Linked DNA regions of Homo sapiens: region 1 is linked to region 2. The links are chromatin contacts, found by Hi-C or POLR2A ChIA-PET in ENCODE. All regions are on one chromosome and are shown on one strand. Each heading gives the region's core, a stretch centred on a gene start or an enhancer-like site at or near the end of the contact. The rest is flanking DNA. Distances are from core to core; before and after follow the strand shown.

The links. A loop is a pair of places that touch in the nucleus more often than their neighbours do. ChIA-PET counts read pairs that join two places held with the same protein, here RNA polymerase II (POLR2A).
Region 1: a map of lower leg skin shows a loop between it and region 2 (8-fold over the local background). The contact joins two enhancer-like sites. A Hi-C loop is called at or near these places in 2 of 168 maps with a recorded cell type or tissue (IMR-90 and lower leg skin). POLR2A ChIA-PET finds 5 or more read pairs at or near these places in 5 of 52 experiments (K562, T-cell, WTC11 and 2 more).

The regions. Positions count from the first base shown.
Region 1 is chr15:40,549,394-40,553,052 of GRCh38, reverse strand. It overlaps a transcript of CCDC32 not described here. Among named protein-coding and RNA genes, the nearest start is that of CCDC32, 14 kb to the left of the region's middle. Within about 2 kb of position 2,297, at least 10 of the 41 ENCODE cell types and tissues checked have a DNase peak (open chromatin) inside an H3K27ac peak, as active enhancers do.
Region 2 is chr15:40,491,178-40,495,231 of GRCh38, reverse strand. No RefSeq gene overlaps it. Among named protein-coding and RNA genes, the nearest start is that of CHST14, 22 kb to the right of the region's middle. Within about 2 kb of position 1,616, at least 2 of the 41 ENCODE cell types and tissues checked have a DNase peak (open chromatin) inside an H3K27ac peak, as active enhancers do.

The sequences.
Region 1 (3,659 bases), core at 1,048-3,547, 57 kb before region 2:
TTCCCAGGCAGCAGGAGGTAAAGACAAATGCATGCAAAGGCATGGGAGCTGGCCACTTTGCCAGCCTCCTGTTATTAGCATGTGCCCTCAGACAGTCCAGACTTTGGTGTTCTGAGGCCTTAGCTCCATGGGCCTTCTTCCTGGGTAATAGTTTACAAATCCCTAAAGATCAGTAGGGTGGCTGTAAAAATCTTCCGATCGAGAGAGGAGCTAAAAGAAAAAATAGAATAAATAAATCTTCTGAGAACATTTGCTTTTTTTTTTTTTTTTTTTTTTTTTTTGAGGTCGCACTTTGTTGCCCAGGCTGGAGTGCAATGGTACAATCATATAGTTCACTGTAACCTCAAACTCCTGAGCTCAGGTGATCCTCCCACCTCAGCCTCCTGAGTAGTTGGAATTACAGGTGCAAACCACTACACCCGGCTATTGTTTGCTCATTTCTAAATCAAGTATTTGTCTTGCCCAAAAGGATAGGAACCAATTAGGTGGTTCCATATACTTGCTTAGTGATACAAATATTTTTATTGTAATATTCAAATATACTTTCCTCTTTTTTTTTTTTTTTTTTTTTGAGATGGAGTTTTGCCCTTGTTGCCCAGGCTCGAGTGCAATGGCGCGATCTTGGCTCCCCGCAACCTCTGCCTCCCGGGTTCAAGCAATTCTCCTGCTTCAGCCTCCTGAGTAGCTGGGATTACAGGCATGCACCACCACGCCCGGCTAATTTTGTATTTTTTTTAGTAGATTTGGGGTTTCTCCATGTTGAGGCTGGTCTCGAACTCCTGACCTCAGGTGATCTGCCCGCCTCAGCCTCCCAAAGTGCTGGGATTACACGCATGAGCCACCGCGCCTGGCCGCTCCTCTTTTTTCCTTCTTTATTTTTTTTTTGTTTTTTTGAGACAAGGTCTCCTCACTCTATCACCCAAGCTGGAGTGTAGTGACAATCATGGCTCACTACAGCCTCAACCTCCCAGGCTCAATCCATCCTTCTGCCTCAGCTTCCCCTGAGTAGCTGGGACTATAGGCATGTGCCACTATGCCTGGCTAATTTTTAAAAAAAATTTTTGTAGAGACAGGGTCGCATTATTTTGCCCAGGTTAGTCTCGAACCTCTGGGCTCAAGCTATCCTTCCACCTTGGCCTCTCAAAGTGCTGGGATTACAGGTGCAAGTCACCATGCCTGGCCCTTTCCTCTCTTTTCATTGACTAATGGTTAACCTTTTTTTTTTTTTTTTTTTTTTTTTTTTGAGACAGGGTCTCACTCTATCACCAGGAGGGCTGGAGGGCAGTGGCACGGTCTCAGCTCACTGCAGTCTTGACCTCCTGGGCTCAGGTGATCCTGCCTCAGGCTCCCGAGTATCTGGGACTACAGGTGCATACCACCATGCCCAGCTTATTTTTTATATTTTTTGTAGAGATGGGATTTCGCCATGTTGTCTGGACTGGGTTAACACCTTTATTAGTAGATTTAGTCGCTTTATTCCTACTGCATTTTATTGGCAGGATACGTGTGACACAGAGAGTGGCTCTCTGTGGCCCCTGGGTACATTGAGGAAGCCAGAATATTGACGGTCATCCAGGCTTGCAGGCTGCCATCTCCACCTGGAGTTCAGATGCCAGGCCTCACTCCTCTCCAGGGCCATCTGATGGCTTTCAGGATGGATTTTTTTGTTTTGAGATGGAGTCTCACTCTCTTGCCCAGGCTGGAGTGCAGTGGCGCCATCTTGGCTCACTGCAAGCTCTGCCTCCCGGGTTCACACCATTCTCCTGCCTCAGCCTCCCGAGTAGCTGGGACTACAGGCGCCCACCACCACGCCCGGCTAATTTTTTGTATTTTTAGTAGAGACGGGGTTTCACCGTGTTAGCCAGGATGGTCTGGATCTCCTGACCTCATGATCCGCCCGCCTCGGCCTCCCAAAGTGGTGGGATTACAGGCGTCAGCCACCGTGCCCTGCCAGGATGGATTTTTTAAAGAAAGAAAAACTAAAATTTTTATTCTCCCTGCATGATAAACAAACAACAATTATTCTTCCTCAGAAACAACAGTTTAAGAAAAAAAAAGCAATGAGGTCCCAAAACACTCTCCCAAAGTGCAGATCATGGGATGGTAAGAGAATGTTTCTGTACCCGAAAATAGTGTTTCTGTCATTCAGGCAAGATTCTAGCTTTGCCTTTTCCCTACTTCCCATTTTCTACCTCAGAAACAGAAATTGGAATATGAGAGGGTGGAGAATCGCTTTAGAGGAACTGAAACAGAGTTTGTAAGTTGAATGGTTTCTAGCCCATGTGTAAACCTGGGTGCGGTGTGAGAGGAGCTCTGCACGACTCCACGGAAGGGAACCCAGTGAGTTGTAGCTATAGTTTCTTAATTGATTTAGAGGTGACAGCGTAAACAATGGCTCTAAAAAAAGGTGAAACTCCATTTACCAAAACCAAATTTGACACTAGCTCCCAAAGCTAACTTGTTAATACAGATTTATCTTAGGCTAGTGAAGTGGCACTAAATTTGAAACTGAGAGTCTTGGGTGCTGTCTTTTATCTGTCTTGTGGCTTACTGAATGGTCACAAATAAGTCAAGTGACCTCTTCATGTTCCAGTTCCTTTTCAGTAATGGGACTAACCATAGGAAAAAATAGTATTGGCCTAAAATGCTGATCTCTTTCCTTTGACCCTGAAAACTCCAAGGAACTCCAGTTAGGGCTTCCTCAACCTAGTAAGATTTGTAAGTTGGTAGAATCTTACTTATCACCCCTGACTTTCTTCCTTCTTCCTCCTTAGTGAAATAGACAGCAAGTTAGAGCAAATGGAGCAATATTTAGTGCTAAAGCTTTAGAGCCAGGGGAGGGTAATCACCAACACGGGCCAAGCCGTAATGACTTGGTACACCCAGAGAAGGCTGGGCTGCAGCCAGGCAGATAACCTAAGGGACTGCTGCTGTTCTCTCCCGGCACACACACGTGCTCATCACTCAGCGCCTGGCAAGATCAGGGCTGGAGTGACACAGGCATGCATCCAATACCTGATCCAGAAATAGGCCCTGGCTGCAGGCACAGCAAGTAAACAAACGTCCCGCCAGCTGTGGCCGAGGTGCACCCTTCCAAGCAGACCTGCCCACCAGGACCATTGCTGGAAGACGGAAGCCCTGGAGCCTCTCCCTGGCCCTGTTTTGGAAGGAGTCCTCCAAGGCTGAGAACAGCCCCAGCCACATGAAGCAGGCAAGGTTTTCTTGAAAATTCTAAATTATCCCAACCAGCTTTGGCCCTACGTCAGTTATAAGACTCAAGATAGGATACTGCCATTGGGATGTTAGGTTTGTGCGAGGGCTGTTTACTTGAGCCCAGAAATAGGTTATTTAAGGCAGAGATTCATTCATCTAACCAATATTTGTTGAGCCCCTGCCATGTTCCAGGCATGGTGCATGGTGTTAAATAAAGCAGAACGGCATCTTCCCACATAGAATGATGGAGGGGGGAGTAGAGCCTACCTCATTAATTCTGTGGAAGTTGTAAGCACAAGGTGCTTTGAGAGCACATGGGAAGGAGATATGAGAGCCCTAGACCAGTTGGAGTGGGGTAGGAGAGAGGCCGTGTTAGGGGAGCTGAGTCCATAGAAATGAATAGGAGTGAGAGGAAATAGAAGAGTAAGAGCATGGGGACCAAGAGG
Region 2 (4,054 bases), core at 367-2,866:
ATCTCAAAAAAAAAAAAAAAAAAAAAAGAATCTGGCACCTCCTCCTCTCTCCCTTGCTCCCTCTCACCATGTGACATGCATGTTCCCCCTCCACCTTCTACTCTGAGTAAAACCTTCCTGAGACCTCACCAGAAGCTGAGCAGATTCTGGTGCCACGCTTGTAGAGCCTGCAGAACTGTGACCCAAATAAACCTCCTTTCTTTGTAAATTACCCAGTCTTGGGTATTCCTTTATAAGCAATGCAAAACAGACTAACACACTTCTTCTTCTCCTCATTTTTCTTGGGGAGAAAAGCATGAATTTTGAACATGTCTAATTGTAAGTACCTTTGAGATGCCTAAATGGTGGTGCTAATTAGCATCTGGATACATGACTCTGTAACACAGAGGGTGAGCCCTGGGCTAGGGATCTGTATTTGAGATCACTGGCATGTATGGTACTTGAAACATCAGGCATTTGGCCAGGCATGGTGGCTCACACTTGTAATTCCAACACTTTCTGGGAAGCTGAGGCAGGAGGATTGGTTGAAGCCAGGAGTTTGACACCAGCCTGGGAAACCAAGCAAGACCCCATTTCTTAAAAAAAAAAAAAGAATGAAAGAAAAAGAAAATTAGCCGGGTGTGGTGATGCACACCTGTGGTCCCAATACTCAGGAGGCCGAGGAAGGACTGCTTGAGGCCAGGAGTTGGAGACTCCAGTGAGCTATTATTGTACCTCTGCACTCCAGCCTGGGTGGCAAAGTGAGACCCCATCTCTAAAAAAGAGGAGAAAAAGGAAACATTGGGCAAGAATGAGAGAGTTGGGAGAAAACATACTGTAAGAGAAAGAGGACTGGGGAAGACCTTGACAAGCCTCAACATTCAGTGACTGAATGTAGGAAATAACCCACAAAAGAGCCAGAAGAGTAGGCAGGGGTCAGAGAGTGAAGAGTAACACTAGCAGAGAGGGCTGTCCAGAAAGCTAAGGGAGGAGGGTGTTTCAGCAGAGAGAGTGTGATTCTCAGGACTGAATCCTGCTGGGAGGTCAAGAAAGAAGCCTGAGGATACCCACTGAATCCAGTGAGACAGAGGTCACTGATGACTGTGGGGAAAATGATTCTATGGAGTGACGGGGGCTGGAGTGGAGGAATGAATAGGAAGTTCAGAAATGGAGACAATGCATATAAATAACTCTTTCTAGAAGCTTGGGTATTCTATTAGCACACGCAATTGTGACGTTGAAACCACTGTATTAGGATTCACTGAGGCGAATAACATATTTCAATGGAAAAAGAGCCACTGTTTGTCAATAGGAAACCCACATACTAAAATAGAATTGGTGCCCCTCTTGATGAATCTGTGGAGCACTGATTCTGGTAGGACTGCTACATATATCCTGACATCAACAAGACAAATGTTCTTCATTTTGGGTACATACCTGCAAACCTAAACAGCATGATCTATATGTACAGATGGTTTGGTAGACAATTACTGATACAGGGGCATTTTTAGCCCTTTGATCTACTAGGAACAGGAAGTGGCAGAAAAAGAGACTAATCACAGTGATGGATGTTTCATCAGAACTACTGACTCACAGCATGTATCAGCACCCAGTTCTTGCCACCATTGCCTGTGGCACTTCAAACAGCACGGAGACCACTTCAAAACCACAAGGCAAGGTCTGCTATGGAAACACAAGCATGCGGCATTCATTCAATCCACAAATGAGAACTACGAGGGAATGGGAGATTTGGGGACTGAAACACACTAAAACCCACACTTTGATACCTGATCATGTTAGAAGCAGGAGATTATTTCATTCTGGATCTCAATACTTGAGACATTTTGACCCATTTGAAGACACTGACAACATTCACTTGGTACTGAATAGTCATCAGCACACTTCTTTTATCTGTGTGCATATACCAAAAATCTCCTAACCCTAATTGCTGATATCTGAAGTTTCGGTTTCGGCGGCAGGCACCCCTCCTTTTATTTTATCCTTTTTACCTAGAAAGCAGATCCTGAAAAGTTGAAATACATGTCAGCAGAATAGAGAGTGTTTGAAACTTTCAAATTGGTGTTCATTAAGGCAAGTATCTCACTGGTACATCATATTGACAGCAGCAATGCCTTGCACTAAGAGCGTTGGTACTTAAAAACGGCTTTGGGCATGCTTGAAACATATGTACTCATAGGCTGAGCATATATTAAAGGGAAGGGTTTTCAGAGACAGTTATTTGACAGTGACAGCTATCTATATTCATACATCAGGTATTTGCTTCTCCCTATCTGTAAGCTCCTCTTTGGGTTTAAGAAACACACCAGGGGTGGCTCACACATGTGATCTCAACTTTGGGAGGCCGAGGTGGGAGGATACTTGAACCCAGGAGTTCGAGACCCACCCAAGCAACATAGCAAGACCTTTTCTCTACAAAAAAAAATTTTTTTTGAGCAAAGGCCTTCTCACTGTCGCCCAGGCTGGAGTACAATGGTGATCTTGGCTCACTGGAACCTCCATTTCCCAGGTTCAAACAATCCTCCCACCTGAGTCTCCTGAGTAGCTAGCTGGGACCACATATTCCAGCCAACATGTCTGAATATATATATATATATATATATATATATATATTTTTTTTTTTTTTTTTTTTTTTTTGGTAGAGACCAGGTTTTGCCATATTTCCTAGGCCGGTCTCGAACTCCTGGACTCAAGTGATCCACCTGCCTCAGCCTCCCGAAGTGCTGGGATTACAGGCATGAGCCACCGTGCCTGGCCCAAAATTAAATAATAATAATAATAATAATAATAAGCCAGGCATGGTGGCATGTACCTGTGATCCCAGCTACTTGGGAGGATGAGGTGGGAGGACTGCTTGAGCCTAAGAGGTCAGGGATACAGTGAGTCGAGACTGTGTCACTGCACTCCAGCCTGGGTGACAGAGTGGGACCCAGTTTGTTTTAGTCAGGGTTCTCCAGAGAAACAGGACAAATGGGATATATACATAACATAGAAAGATTTATCCTAAAGAGAAGCCCCAAGATCTGTAGTTGGCAAGCTGGGGACCCAGGAGTATCAAAGGTATAGCTCCAGTTGGAGTCCAAAAGCCTGAGAAGCAGGAGAGGCAACAGTGTAAATTCTAGTCTGAAAGCTGGCAGGCTTTAGACCTATAAGAGCTTATGTTTCAGTTCAAGTCTGAGGCAGGAAAAGACCAGGATCCCACTCAAGGCAGTCAGGCTGAAGGAGTTATCCCTTTACTTTGGAAGGAAGGTTAGCATTTTGGTTTTATTGAGGCTCTAAACTGATTCAATGAGATTCACTCACATTAGGAAAGGCAATCTGCTTTACTCAGTCTACTCATTCAAATGTTAGTCTCTTCCCAAAGCATTCTCACAGACACACCCAGAATAATGTTTGGCCAAATATTTGGGCATCTCGTGGCCCAGCCAAGTGGACATGCAAAATTAACCATTACAAAAGTAGAGCACAGGAAGACCTGCTGCTGCACCTAAAACCAACAGTCACTCATTCTACCTGCTAGTTCACAAGATTACATCCAACAATAGTGCTAGTAAGTACTTTATACAAATGGCTGCAATTTATAGAGTATGACATGCATTATCCCAATCTAAGTCTCCAAACCCCGTTCTACACATCCAGAAACCAAGGCTGCAAGAAGTGAAGCAATTTACCCAGTGTCATACAGACAAGTCATGAACTGTGAATCTGAACCCAAGTCTGCCTGGTTTCCCACTCTCTGCTGTTAACCACTATGCCAAGCACCCCGAGGAGATTATGTCTTTACAAGGATAGAGGAGGAGGTGTTCTATTATGTGGTACACAGCTAAACTGAATAATATTTACAGGGATTCCAAGCATCAAAATCTTCTTATGCATAGTTTGAAAAAAATTTAAAATAGTAGATAAGTGAGAAAGGATTTTTTTTTAGCGCAAACCAAAAATGGTCAATGTTTATTACAATTTAAAACTTGAGGCTGGGTGCAGTGGCTCACGCCTGTAATCCCAGCACTTTGGGAAGCCAAGGAAGGCAGATCACCTGAGGTCGGGAATTCGAGAC